Regions from separate parts of the Homo sapiens genome. Here regions 2 and 3 are each linked to region 1. A link is a loop called in an ENCODE intact Hi-C map of the cell type or tissue named here. Cell type or tissue: endothelial cell of umbilical vein. All regions are shown on one strand.

The links. A loop is a pair of places that touch in the nucleus more often than their neighbours do. Peaks named below come from ENCODE experiments on the same cell type or tissue, not always from the same donor. Only the 100,000 strongest peaks of a DNase experiment are listed, where the experiment ranks them.
Region 2: a loop joins it to region 1, with 2.0 times the contacts of the local background. A loop is called at or near these places in 1 of 110 quality-filtered maps.
Region 3: a loop joins it to region 1, with 4 times the contacts of the local background. A loop is called at or near these places in 1 of 110 quality-filtered maps.

Annotation. Positions count from the first base shown.
Region 1 is chr13:59,457,798-59,462,797 of GRCh38, reverse strand. No RefSeq gene overlaps it. Among named protein-coding and RNA genes, the nearest start is that of DIAPH3-AS1, 550 kb to the left of the region's middle. In endothelial cell of umbilical vein, CTCF peaks have their summits at 2,319 and 2,540; DNase peaks (open chromatin) are centred at 1,197 and 3,777; H3K27ac peaks cover 2,861 bases.
Region 2 is chr13:59,630,633-59,635,632 of GRCh38, reverse strand. No RefSeq gene overlaps it. Among named protein-coding and RNA genes, the nearest start is that of DIAPH3-AS1, 380 kb to the left of the region's middle. In endothelial cell of umbilical vein, no CTCF peak of the experiment used is centred here; a DNase peak (open chromatin) is centred at 2,162; H3K27ac peaks cover 1,638 bases.
Region 3 is chr13:59,263,657-59,268,656 of GRCh38, reverse strand. LOC105370223 (a long non-coding RNA gene) reads left to right here. Exons shown (of 3, transcript XR_941993.3): 3 at 2,687-2,752. Among named protein-coding and RNA genes, the nearest start is that of DIAPH3-AS1, 750 kb to the left of the region's middle. In endothelial cell of umbilical vein, no CTCF peak of the experiment used is centred here; a DNase peak (open chromatin) is centred at 1,996; H3K27ac peaks cover 1,288 bases.

The sequences.
Region 1 (5,000 bases):
TCCTTGGGGAGTTATTGAGATAGTCTAATGAAGGCAAATGCTTGTTCCTAGAGTTATAGACAAGGTAGGAAGAAATGGAGAAGATGCACAGGAGAAAATAGAATCAAAAGCATGGCTAGGGTTCATGTGGATTTTTTAGCTTATGAGATGACCTAAAACCAAAAATAAAATGGTAAATATTTAAGTGTGTTCATTAGTATAGTTAACATAGTTAACTATAGTTTAAATATAGTTAAAATTGTTTATGCTATTTTAAAAATAGCATAAAATTGCCAGGCGTGGTGGCTCACGCCTGTAATCCCAGCACTTTGGGAGGCCCAGGCGGGCGGATCACGAGGTCAGATCGAGACCATCCTGGCTAACATGGTGAAAACCCCGTCTGTACTAAAAATACAAAAAATTCCGCCAGGTGTGGTTGCGGGTGCCTGTGGTCCCAGCTACTCGGGAGGCTGAGGCAGGAGAATGGCGTGAACCTGGGAGGTGGAGCTTGCAGTGAGCTGAGATGGCACCACTGCACTCCAGCCTGGGCGACAGAGTGAGACTCTGTCCCAAAAAAAAAAAAAAAAAAAAAAGTTTGAGGTCAGCCTGACCAACATGGTAAAACCCCGTTTCTACTACAAATACAAAAATTAGCTGGGCATGGTGGCTGGCACCTGTAGTTCCAGCTACTCGGGAAGCAGAGGCACAAGAATCACTTGTGCCTGGGAGGTGGAGGTTGCAGTGAGCCGAGATCACACCACTGCACTCCAGCCTGGGTGACAGAGCAAAACCCTGTCTCAAAAAAACAAAAAAACAAAAACAAAAACAAAAAACCCCAGAAAATTAGATTATCAATTGAGTTATTTAACCAGGAAAAGAAAAATGGACACATACAATTACCTGATATTTTTTTGGAAATTTTCAAAACCAGTTGTATACATCCTCAGAAAAGAGAAAAGAAATAAGAATTTGCATTGAAGTAGCAGTATTTTATTTGGTATAAAGAAGAGTTTGGAGTCTCTAAAGTCTGAGAATTGTGTATGGGGGAAGGTTACAGAATAACATATCTAGACATTTTTATAAAATGAAGCACCTTCTTTGAAGGACTTTAATCAGTCAAGATTTGAGTTCCTATTATGTTCAAGGCACTGGGTGGGTGGGTACTGGGACTGCTGCAGTGGCAAGATATGGTAGCTACACATAAGACAGGAAACAGATGTGCAAATAGATAACATAATACAATGGAATGAGGACAAGAGTGGAATTGTGATCTCAATGTGGGAGATCAGAGGAATTCACTTTGTCCTGGGCAGTTAGGGGAATCTTCAGAGAAGACTTAATATGAGCGTCGAAGGATAAGTAAGAGATGGCCTGAAGAAGTTTGCTAGCATTCACTTTAGCGAGTGTTATTTACCGTTACATGATAAGGGTAATAAAAGAACATGCCCTGTGGAATCTAACACTCCTGAGTTCAGTTCCTTGCTCCACCACTTTCTTCTTCTTCTTCTTTTTTTTTCCCTTGAGAGACAGTCGCCCAGGCTGGAGTGCAGTGGCATGATCTCGGCTCACTGAAACCACCACCTCCAGCGTTCAAGCGATTCTCATGCCTCAGCCTGCAGCGTAGCTGGGATTACAGGCGCGCACCACCATGTCTGGCTAATTTTTGTATTTTTTCGGTAGAGACGGGGTTTCACCAAGTTGGCCAGGCTGGTCTCAAACTCCTGAGCTCATGTGATCCACCTGCCTCAGCTTCCCAGAGTGCTGAGATTACAGGCGTGAGACACCGTGCTCGGCCGACTTTCTGATGGCATAGTTTGGGCATACTATTTAATCTCTCTCTGAGCCTATACTTTCTCTTTTGAATAACAACATGGTATGCTCCATGAGAAAATAAATGAGATAAATGAGAAAACAGTAAACACATGCCTTTGAGTCTTATAGATATTTCTGTACATAATGTCAACAAATTTAGGGTCTAACTGATATCATAATTACACTCCTGAACACATTATTTGGAACAAAGCCGCTCCTTTTATAAGCGCCCACATTCTTTGCTTGATCCCACTGTTCAAAGATTTTTGTTCATTTTCTGTTCTAGATTTTCCCTTACAACACTTGTACTGGATTGAATTCTGTCCCCTACAAAATTCATGTCCATACAGAACCTCAGAATATGACTTACTTTAGAAATAGCGTCTTTGCAGATATAATTAATTATATTAAGATGAAGTCATGCAGAATTAGTGTGGGCTCTAAATCTAGTATGACTTGTGCCCTTATAAGAGAGGGGAAGACACACAGGGTCACAGGGAAGAAGGCCATTTAAAGAGAGTAGCAGAGAAAGGACCCAGGCTGCCACAAGTCACAGAATGCCAAGGATTGCTGACAACCACCAGAAACTTCAAGAGGCAAGGAAGGACTCTTCCCTAGGCTCTGAAGGGCCTTTGGAGGTAGCATGCCCTTGCTGATGCTTTGATTTTGGATTTCTAGCCTCTAATACTATAAGAGAATAAATTTCTTTTTTAGGCTACCCAGTTTTTGTTACTTTGTTATAGCAGCCCTTGGAAACTAATACAACATCTATACGCCATCTACCTTCCATTTAAAGTCATGACTTAATTCTGAAGGCATGTAGTGGCTTTGTAACATGTTGAACTGACAGGGCTGTGCTGCATTTCCTAGAACCCCCTTCTCTGTCTGTTTCTAATTAAGCTGTGCCACAAGATACATTTTTGTGCAAGCTTTGGGGGCACAAACTCTAACAGCAGCCATATTTTTTTTATGCTTAGAATATTGAGGTAGGGCCACCGGGTGCTTTTGTGGTTCAAATACCTTGCTCCTCATCTGCCTGCTCACCTCATTGGTGTTTAAGGCAGCAGCCTCACCTGCAATTGCTGTGCCTTCCCCTGCATCCTTTTTCAGCTTCTTTGACTCCTGGCCCAGGTGTGTATTTACCTCAGTGAAGAAGAGTCCATCTTCTCCTGCAGGAGACAGTGAGAAACTGACATGGTTTGAGCTTTTCCTTGTTCTCTCTACTTGATTTACATCCACCCATTCCTTCCAGACTGCCTGCCCAGCAGACATCAAGCTCCAGCATCAAATGCAAAGACAATGGCCTTGCAGACACTGTTTTACCAGCTCCCTCAATTTTCTAAAGTCAAATCTCTATAATAAATTGCTTCTCTAATTAGACCCTCACAGATGTAGGTACTCAGGGCCCCATAGCTTGGTCCTAAGTTTTCAGACAAGATCATTTCTCCCTGTCTACAGATGAGACAGCTATAATTTAAAAATCCTTGCACCCAAAGTTCTCAAACATACCAGGTGAAATGCCAAGTGGTGTTTTATGTGAACTTACTTTTGTGGTTTTCAGCCTCCAGTGAATTTAGTGGCTCAGCATAAAGATCTCTCACTTCCTCTCCCTCATGTTTGTGACACTTCTTTCCCTTGCTCTGCTGCCACAGACAAAGAAAATTACAGGCAGCTCCTACTGTTCCCTTCTTCGACTCCCACCAGGAGCAGTAGGCTCCAGGGTTCACATTCTGTTTTACAAAGGCTTTTTCAGCCATCGTTCGGGAAGACCTTGGCTCGACTGTCAGCAGGAACCGTGGCTATCTGCAGCTGGAGCCTCAGAGGAGAGGCCCTGACTCCACAGTGGCAACCCTTCCCTTCAACCTTGTCGTAGTTCTCTTTCCCGAGAGCCAGACAATGTAATCTGAGACATCCTGGTGCTGATGGGAAGAAGATGAATCACAATGCAATGGGCGTTGGATTTTTTTTTTTTTTAAAGCTCTCATTTCCTTTGTGCGTAAAAGCTGGACATGACATTTGCAACTGGCTCTACCAGGCAGTTCTCCTTGTGCCAGCACCAAGTATACTCTCATAATATGGCCCACAGTGAAAGCTTCATGCAATTGTAATGAAGATCCTGTAGCCAGAATGAATGACTCCATTCACTGCAAACATAGAACTTGCTATGGATGTTCAATTACATTTGATGTCTCCTGGATAGCGTAGAAGGGGAGGTGAACAGTGATGTCAGCTTGGACGAAGACAGGTTAGAATAAGCAAAAAGGGGACTTGCTGTTCTCATTTCTAGTCAGCATGCCAGTAGAATGGTGTCTGTAACCTGGCACTCTGTTCTTAATAGGTTATTGATAATGGTCTTTATTCATTTTTAGAGGACTCTTCCATAGCTCCAGTTGTCCCCCAACCCAGCCCCAACTCAATGTCTCTAAGTTGCCATATTTCTGTGACTTGATTTACCCTATTCTTTCTGCAAGGATATTTCTTGCCTTTTCTGTACTTCAAGAACTCCTGCTCATGTTTTGAGAACTAGCTGAAACATTCTATCATTGACATCTTCAGAGAAACGGAACTTTTTCTACTGTGTTCCCAGCATCTTTTAAGAATCTTTATTATAATCCACAGTCCAAATCACATAATTATTTACTTACCTGTCTAGTATCTAAACTTCTTGTGGACTTGACTGATTCATCAGAACCTAGAACAGTTCCTGGAACTAATGTGGAACTAATAGCTTTTCTTTTTTGAAGAGAATTGGATAATATTGAGAAGAGAGTGATTGGCTTGGCTAAAGAACATTAAATTAGCATTTTGAGTATCTGGATTGTAATCCCCAATTCTGTTACTATCCATATGACCTTAAGGGTTTTAAATGGCTGGTCAGGGTTGAGTGACACTGACTAGTGAAGCAAGTCTCAATTTCTTTTGCCTTGATGTCTTCATTTGCTAATTGGTGGATATGATAATCACCCTTGCTAACTCATGGGTTTGTCTTAAGAATCAAATGAAACACAAAATATAAAAATGTCCCTGTTCCCCCCATCAATAGAGCATAGAGCAATGCCAGTTATTTTCGTTAACGCTTTTATAAGATCTTCAGAGGTTCAGGGATGGACAGGCTCCTTGTAACCTGGGGCTCTTCTCTCTGATGCTGGGCTGTTAGAACAGGCTGACCTGGACTAAGGACTTGTTCCTCTGACCTGTGATTGGTGGAA
Region 2 (5,000 bases), 170 kb before region 1:
GACATTCAAATGACTGAAATATCACCCGCCTCACCAGCCTGATCTATACTAAGGGAGAGTGAACTCAGATCATCAACCGAGGGTTTAACGTTTACTAAACAGAGTGTTAAAAGGTTTCTCAGTCCCTGAGGTTTGAAGCCTTTGTGACAATGTCACAGCAAGGTGCAGTTAATGTAACGCATGGGTGGCCTGTTTAAAATATTTACCTCTAAATGAGCCTATTAAATTTCTAAAAATATTAAGTCTGTAACAGATACAACCCTTTTCCCCAAAGACAGATTCAAAGAAAAACACATCAAATGCATAAGCGGACATCACTCCTGATCCATTTGAAGCTGGGAACTGAAAAACAACCCTAGTTATTTCTTATTCCATCTGGATATCTGTGCTTAAGGAAAGATTGGAAGGAGGAAAGTAAAAGAAAAACAGGAAATCTTCAAGTACCAAAAATGTTCTGTAGAAGAGTGATCAGATTTAAGGCATGTGCTTCTGTGTGGCACAATTGGGAATGGCTGATGTTAAGAGACAAAATCCCACTGTCAGGATAACCCATTGCTCACTCTCTGAGGGGTGGGTCTTCTTGGTGCAGCCACTGATCCAGGGCAAAGCACATCTCAGAGTTTGGTTCTTCTTAGAAATGAATATAAGTTTAGGGGCCTGACTCAAGCTAACCTAACTCAACAGAAACTACATGTAAACACAGTGCTATCTTCTTACTATTCATTGAGAAATATACTTTTATTGGTGGCCAAGATACTCATAAAGCAGCGCTCTAGGAAGCCAAGTTAATAATCAGAGTTTCCTGATTTGTAGAGACATATATCGAAAGAAGGTAGAGGCTATGAGGTCTAGTTTGTCCAGGTCATGGAGTGACCTGTTAGAATTTTCTAAGCCCATCACAGGGCATACCTAGTAGTATCACAATAAAACTAATATTTATTTAGCACTCAAACATAGCAAGCAGAGAACTAAGCAGTTTACAGTCTGGCAATTATTACTCCTATTTTACAGAAGAGGACATTGTGGCTTAGAATTGATTGCTTGTTCTAGATCACATAAGCTACAGAGTGATAGATTTGAGGTTAAACCCAGGTCTGTCTGACTCCAAACCCAGACTCTTACCGGCCATTATATACTTCCTCTGTAGTCACTGGGGTGCTCAGATTCTCAGATTTACCGCCTCTTCCCTGACAGTGTTGGAAAAACTCTGCCAAATCCCTGCTTTCTGACTCCCCTTTGTTTAAGCTGCCACATTGACCATTCCTTTATGTTAACATAATTTTTCTTCTGTCTTCTCTCTTCTAATTCATTCTTTACATCTCAGCCACAGTGATCTTTCTAAAACACAAATCTGTTCCTGTCACTCCCCTGCTTAAAACCTTTAATTGGTTTCCACAGAACAAAGCACAAACCGTTTTTCTTGGATTTGGAAGTTCCTGATGATCCGCCTGCTGCCGGCCTCTCCATTCTCACCTTTCCACTCCCTTCCTCACCCCACTTTATATTCCTGCTGCATTTAACTTTTTCCGTCCTTGGAGTCTCAATCTCAAAGCCAGTTAATTTCTCTCTCTGTCTCTCACTCTGCCAACATTTCTCCATATCTTTTCATTCCCCAGTCTCTCCTTTTCACCTCACCTCCTCTCCCTCCAGTACTCATTACCCCCTCCTCTTCTACTATCATCATTCATCCATTCATTCCACATATATTTATTAAGCATCAAATGCATGTCAGGCAAAATTCTAGGCCCCAGGGATACAGTAGCAGACAAGATAGACACAGAGTTTCTGTTCTAGTGGTAGTAGACAAACAAGAATCAAATAAGCCAAAAAAGGAGGGTAAATCACAGACTTTGATAAGTGGTATGCGGAAAATTACAGTGGTAGTGACGTGAAATTGAGTGGAAGGTCAAAGAAGGTGTCTGAGGAGGTGACCCTTCTTTGTGATCCGAATGATGAGGAAACCAGCTCTGTGAAGATCAGAAGGACCAGCCTGTACAAAGGCCCAAAGTTGGGAAGAAAGTAAGTGAATGGGAGGCACAGAAAGGCCAGCGTGTCTGGATGAAGGCAACAATAGCAGGAGTTGAGCTGGGAGAGAAAAATAGGGGCTACATCACATAGGTCAGGAAGAGGAGCTTGGATTTGATCCCATATGCACGGGAAGCCGCTTGATGCTGGTAAGTGGCACACTCTGGTTTATCTTTTAAGAGAATTTCACTCCGGATGCTGAGTCAGGAAGGGATGTGTGTGTGTTGGGCTTGGACGAGAAGGACGGAAGCAGGGGGACCAGTCAGGACTTTATCCCAGCGGGCCATGTGAGAGACGATAGTGCTAGGCCAGAGAAGTGGTTGTAGAGACTGTGAAAAAAGGGAAGATTCACGGTGTGTTTTGGAGTGGGCAAAATTTCTTACTGGATTGTGTGTTTAGGGCTGAGAGGACCAGGAGTGAGGGTAAGCGGTTAAGGTTGAGGGAAGAAGAAGAATGAAAGATGACTCCTACAATTAGGTTTAGGCAATTGAATCGATGTGGTGACATTTTCACAGCTGGGAAAGACAGAGAGAAACTGGTAAATCAGTGCTATAAGTTCTGTGAGGGCAGGGAAAGGTACACATACAATATATGTGATATATGAGGGAGTGAATTCAGTTCATTATTTCCACATGTCTATTCATTGTATCTGGATTAGATAATAGCTCCAATTTAACACATGCATAATTGTTTATCAGTTATGTGTCTTAACATTTTCTCAGCCAACCTGTACAGATTATTTTTTGAGGTCAGTCATTTCTATGTCTAATGAATCTCATCTCTTGGCTTTTGATTCTAATTTTACTTTCAGCAGCTGCAGAGGTGTCAAAGGAGGGCAGAGACTGTGCTTTGCTTGTTTTATTATCAGGACCTAGTGCAGTGTCTAGCAGGTGGCAGATGTTCAGTAATAATTTATTAAATGAATAAATTGACCAATGTCTAAAAAATACTTGGAGGCAGACTTCAGCTTTATCAAACATTTTATAACAATAGGGACATCAGGGAATGCCAGTCTGTCCTCTCCCAAATCTGAGTTTTTCACAATGGAGATAGCTGGGTGAGGTGACATATGTACTATAAAGGGATATAATTCAAGGAATATGTTATTTACGACACAACAAAATGAAGTTTCAGACATTCTTGTGACTATCATCATCCGTTTTCTTATGAGAAAATCATTTGGAAACTTCTCATACTGAGGAGGCCCCTGGGAACGAAATGATATTCTGAATGTCTAGTTTAGATCTCCAAACCAATTTCAAGTCGCTCAGTTCCTTTGCTATAATGCAAAGGATCATATTATTCCCTGCCTTCTGCCCACCAACTTCATGGAGAACTTATTTGAGGACTAAGAAATGGGTGTAAAACACTTTTCTCAAGCCAGTGCTGTGTGTTACATTATACCGCCAATTTCAGCAACATCTGCATTTATTCAATAACGCTTGCCTTATAATAATACTGTGTATTTAATTGTTCTGTAATACTAGGGCTAGGTCATTTTGGGTGCAACTTCTAAGGTTGAGTAAAAACAGAAAGCAGCCTGATACTGTTTGCAAGGTTTTGGGCTCCAGAATGGATTTTGTCTCTATTCCAATAATCAGGCTTAAAGAAGGCTTTGTTATTCAACCATTTATTGAGGTTTGTTGTGGTTATAAAGTATGTGACAAAATAAACACTTTGGGATTCAGAATAAGCACTCTTCCAGGAGTGACAGAAATTTAAGTTTCTTCTGTGATTAATTATACATTTTAAATGGAAAGCAATAATGAGTAAAGATTCCAGTCTTAACAAAATTTTCCTTGGGTGCCGTGGCACCAGAATGATCTTATAGTCAGAAGATCACCTAGGTAAAGCAATCAGATTATGTCTTGTACTTTAGGTTTATTCTTCTGACCTAGAGAATGGATACTAAGACAGACTAACTAGGTAATTGAGGAATTTTTTTTTTTTTTTTGCAGAGAAGGGGAAAAAAAGGCAAGAATTAGCTTGTTTTCTCACACAGGAAAATAAAACAAACTCCTTCAATGTAGCTAAGTCTTGATTATTTTGTCTTCCAACAAACCCCAAACATAGATAAAGTGGTTCAAGTGCCAATTTGAATTTGGCAGGCAAGTTGGGCTGCAAATGATCTAATTTATCTCAATTCAAATCAGCTTAGCAAATTTGGAAGCTGCTCCATGAAAATAGGTAACATGGGAGTCACAAACACATGAATTTTAAGGTCTTTAAGCAAAAGTGACTTTCTAGGACAAACCACTTCCTGTTCTCCTTCCAGCAAACAGTGCATGCAGAAACCAGGGAGACAGGACAGGCTACTGGGTACACAGCTTTCGGATTTAAATGCTTGGCTCAAAAATAAGAATTATAAACCACCTGCCTTCATTTCAGAAGGAAAGAAACTTTCAAAAGGCAACAATCTAGCTGAAACCCTAGGAAGAAGTGGGAGTACAAAGAGAGACCTCAGTAGGAGAACACAGTAATTATTCAATAATTATTGGCAGTGAATAAAGTGCATGAAATGCAGGTGTAAATTATAATGCAAGAATGCCATCATCGTCTAATGGCAGTGCCTCCTCAATCCAGAAAAGAGCACCCCCATGGATTCCTCTTTCAAACCCTTTACTTTGCTAGGGGAGCTTTAGAAACAGCAGCAGACTGTGAGTTTAAGAAAGTCACAGAAATTTTATAAGAGGATTGCGGCTTGTGTCACCTAAGCATTTTGGAATTTTATCTTCCCTTTTCTGAGTTTGGCAATTTTACTATAAAATACAAAGGACACGTTGCTGATTTGGTTTCTTAACTTACAAAAATACAGCAGCACAAAAAGAAAACCGAGCCAAAAATTAGGCCTTTGGGCATGGGCAAATCTAGTCCATTATTTTTAAGGCAATTAGGGCCACTGAAAACAATGACTACTGGTATACAACGACCTATGCTGATATATTGCTTTGTGGTTTTCGCAGTGCTTTTATGTC
Region 3 (5,000 bases), 190 kb after region 1:
GCACTTGTCTCTTGTCAAGAAGCAGTTTGGTTATAGTGGTTTTTTTTTTAAAAGCTCATATTTGCTAATTGCTTGTGCCCTGTGCTAAGAGTTCATTGACTCTTCGCAAGAAGTGTATTTTAAAAATTAGGAAATTAAACCTTAAAGAGGTTAAAAGACATGTTCAATGTCTTTGAGTGCTTTGCTAAACTCTAACTCAGATCTGCCTGGCTTCAGAACCTTGCTCTTAACCACTGACTGCATGCATAGTTTTTGATGTTTCAATGCCTGATGAATTTAACTCGCTCAGAGAGCATTTGGATTATATTTCATTAAAATATTGTTTATTTGTTTATTATCCTAAACACATAAATGATTTGATATGTGTGTGTGTGTGTGTGTGTGAGATATACTCTTTCATCTACAAATTTTTCAGCAATGATCTATTCTCCAGGTGAAGACAAATAATGTAGCTGACAGCTGTTCCTAACTCTTAAGGAAGGTGGATGTCAAAAGTTTCCGGAAAAAAAGATGTGTCTAACCCTGGAATGATCTAGGCAAAAATTACAGATGATTGAAGTTGGGAGAGAGAGTAGGCTTTAAATGGGGCAGAATTTAACATCAGGAAGAATGAGCTGAACTTTGATGGAGAGAGGATGGGACAGTGAAAAGAGCATGAGTTTTAGAGACAGGCAGCTTAGAATTTCTGTCTTGTCTTCACTACTTAGTGGCACAAAAAATGTAAGTTATTATGTCATTCTGAGTATCAATTTACTCATATTTAAATGCAGGTAATAATATTATAATAATATCAGCCTATTAGCCTTATTGTGAGGACATGTGATTATATGCTTAGTAAGTTTTCATTTAATTGCTCTCTGGTGGGGGCAAGGTATGAGCATTTAAAAAAATCTCCTCAGGTGGAATTCCAAACACTAAGTGTAGAAGGACTCACCATTAGACAAACACCACAGTAACAATTGTTGTAGACAAGATCTATTGACGGATGTTAAAACAAGTGGATGCAAGTTTGACAAGAAACAGTATTTGCAGAGTTGCAAAGTGTTATCCCTAAGATATGTATAACTGCAAAGGGAAAAATAGTAATATTACCATGGGGAAACCCAGTAAATGTGACCTGAACCAAGCAATCAAAGTTAACAGCAGCAAGAATAGGATGTTAATATCACAAACCCCTTGATCTGACACACTGAGAAGCGCCCATCACTTCTGTGGTATTCTTACAGAAATGCATCACTTCATTCTGAATATGAGAAAACATCAGAAAAACCTACACTGAGGGAAATTCTATGAAATAACTTGATCAGCACCCTTCAAAAGGGTTGAGGTTATGAAAGATAAGGAAAGACTGAGGTAGTATCAAAGATTGGAACAAACTAAGAAGAAATAACAATAAATCCAATACTGAATAAAGAAAAAATGTTAGTGAGACAACTAATACAATTCTAATAATCTAGTTAATAGTATTGTACCAATGTTAATTTTCTGACTCTGATCATTGTACCATGATCATGTAAAGAGTTAATGTTATAGGAAGCAGGTGAAGGATATATGAGAACACTTGGTGCTATTTTTTTCTACTACTCTGAGTCTAAATTAATTTAAAATAAAAAGTTAAAACGAAACAAAAATTTCTTCAGTGATTCTAATATGTAATGAAGATTGAGAACCTGCAGCTTAGAATATAGAGAATTCTCAGTGAATGATAGCTATTACCAAACCTGGCTACAGTGCTATGCATACCAATTAGTTTTGCTGTTAAGGAAGTACCGTTCATTTTTTAAATATTTGTCTGACTGACCTGTGTGTGTCTTTCCAGATAGTGATACTTGGACATATTCAAATATAGTATAGTCTTGAAAAATATAAGTAGTCAAAGGAACTTTTGCATGATTCAACTTTAAGAATTCTGTGTTTTTCTAGATAACAGGGGAACAATGGAAAACTCTTGATTTCCCTGTCAAGAATGTGAGTGAACTTCACCCTTGCTTGACTCTCTTGATCCTCCTTAATTTTGCAATATTTTTCACAAATAAGAAGGGGTGTCTCCTTAAGTGTGGTTTCTCATATGAAAAACAATAGTACCTGTTAGTCATTGGGCAATTTCTAGGGCAGAACCATTATCTTGGTTTGATTAGCAAGGAAGGAAGGAAGAGGAATTATGGAAGGGAAATTTGTGTTTATTTTCCAGACCCAAATTTAGACATTCAGATTGTTTCTCTTAAGTAGAAAATGTTAAGTAAAGCATAAATGTTTTCTTCAGCATGTATCACCCACAAGAGAGTTTAGGAAGGAAAGAGGCTGCAATAGTTATTTGCCTGTTTGTAGAGTTTTAATAATTACTCGTATAGGCAAGACTGCTCAATTTGTAACCTTAGATAATTTGAAATAAAAATTCCACTCAATTTTGTAACAGAGTTTAAGGTTCTTAACTTCTTCCAAAAGGATCTGCAGATAATGGCATGGTTGTTTATACACTCAAGTGAAAATGGGAAATTTTAACTATTTTAACGAAAAATATTTCAGGTTTTTTTCCCTAAATCATGAAGACTTTAACCTGTAGGAGCAAAGGTCTGTGAAGTTAGTAGTTCCAAAAGTGGTATGGTTATCTGCATAAGTTTCTTAACATCTTTGTACGCATCTTCCTTATCTGCAAATGGCACTAATAATAATGATTTCTTCACAGCATTGGTATATGGAATGGCGAGTTTATGTTTTTAAACAGTGCCTAGCATAGTACCTGATACATGGTAAGTATTAAATATATATTACCAATTTTGTGTTTGTGTGTGGTGTGTGTGTGTGTGTGTGTGTGTGTGTGTGTGTTTCCAAGAAGCATGAAAAAGAAAAAAAAGGAAGGCTGGGTTAAGGAAAAAATCTACACCCAGTTCTGGTGGAAGCCCCAGACAGTGGCCAGTACTTAACAACTCCCTACAGCTTGGCTGAGTATTTTTGCCTAGTTACTGATATATAACAGGAGTTCAATGATTATTGCTAACTAAATTAACATAATCTTGCTCTTGCAAAAGCCCTCAACTCCATTTGCTCTCCATTTCTCTCCATCTTGACCTACAATAGCTCGTGTTTAGTTGAGTCCACGTAGCTTCTCGTTGGCTATCCCTGGCTTTCCAAATACTGCTGGAGAAAGTTACGTGGATGGGCTGACTGGTTTCACTTTAAATTATTACAAACTTCGAGTGGGCCTTCCGCAAGTACTAAGAAATCATTTCCTCTGTAACTCTGCTTCTCTACCCAGCAAGATTTTAATTTCAAACTTTCTCTATTCTCACACCTCCCACCCTCTCATTCTTAGCTGAATACTTCACTTCATTTTTCATTCAGAAAATAGAAAACAGAATGAAAACTCCATCTGCCCACAACTAAATCTAGAAACCTAAATTCCTGTGCCCCCATCACCGTTACATTCCCACCCGTTACTATGGAGGCCAATCTCTCTACTGGGGCTCTGAAATCTCTCTGCTGACTGTCAAGGACACCCCCTTTTCTGATATATATATACACACACACACACACACACACACACACACACACATATATATACACATACATACATATGTATATATACATTTTCCAACATTCTTAATCTCTCCCACCTCCCTTGATTATTTCCATGAATATATAAACATATCCCATTACTTCCCTTCTCATAATGTAATCTTCCATTGATCTGACATCCCCTTTAGCTATGGCTCCATTTCTCTGTTCCTCTTCAGAACCCAGCTTTATGAAGGATCAAGTATTATTTTCTCTCTTCCTTCTTTACTTTCTATAGGCTCTTCATCCCACTCCAATTTCACTTTCACCTTCATCATTCCAGGTGGTGAGTTTGTAGTGTGGTGGTTTGAGTTCAGTTCAGGAGGACATATTAGGAAAGCCGTTGGCCTTAAATTCAAGCCACAGGCTCTAGTTTAGATCCCTTAGTAAATGATAATTTGATTTCTAATTCAGACTTCCATCTAGAAACTGGGAAAGGAAGAAAGGAAGGTCATTTATTGGCCCCATGAAACCTCAGCATCTTTGTGGATTAGCTGAGAACAGTAAAACTAGACAAGGACTAGAAATTGGGACTCAATATGAAGATTAGGTTTTGTAAATGGTCATTTGGCTTTTGTAAGTGTGGATTGTATTGATTTTGACCTTGGTGGGGTATAGCAGGTAAACATAGCTGGTGTCTCAAGAGCAAAGATAATTTTGGTTTTCAGAAGTAAAGATAATTTTATCACCTTACCAAGTTGAGGGCTTTGGTAAGAGAAGGCTTGATGAACAGGCTGGGGTGGCAGATGCTGACCTCAGTCAGGCAGGTGCAGCTTCTCCCTAAATGGCATAGCCAATGTATGGATTCGTTTATATAGAAAAATAGTCTTTCCATCCTAATTAAAATTTGCCTCAAAACAAGGGGAGCTTTAACATATGGAGTGAAAGTAATTGGAGTTGAGAAACTCAAGAAATTAACAGGGAATGTGTCAGATGGCAGACAAAAATGGAGACCAGGATCTGAGTCAAAGTAACAATTTGCAAATTTGGTTGGAATTTTCTATAGAAGAAGATCAAGGAATGTTTTGTACAATTTTGAAAGATTTCCACGAAAACAAGATTTTTTAAAAATAATTTTGGTGTTCAAAGTATGTTAGCTCTTTGAAAAATTTACTCAAGTGAATTACATGAATCAGCCCATTCTCTAATGGAACTGTTGGCTCAACTTCTAATTTATATCTTGAATACAGTCCTATCTTACCATTTCCACTGCTTCTATCAGAGTCCCAGCCATCATTATCTTTTACCTAGGCTATTGCACTAGCTTCCTGGTTTTCCTCATATTTTTGCCCCTCTAGAGTCTTCCTCTACACAGCAGCCAGAATGACCTTTTACAAATGTAAATCAAATCATACCACTCTCCTGCTTCAAATCCTACAGTGGTTCCCATAGCAATTAAGTTAAAATCCTCATTACTTATCATGACTTACAGGGACCCTACATAA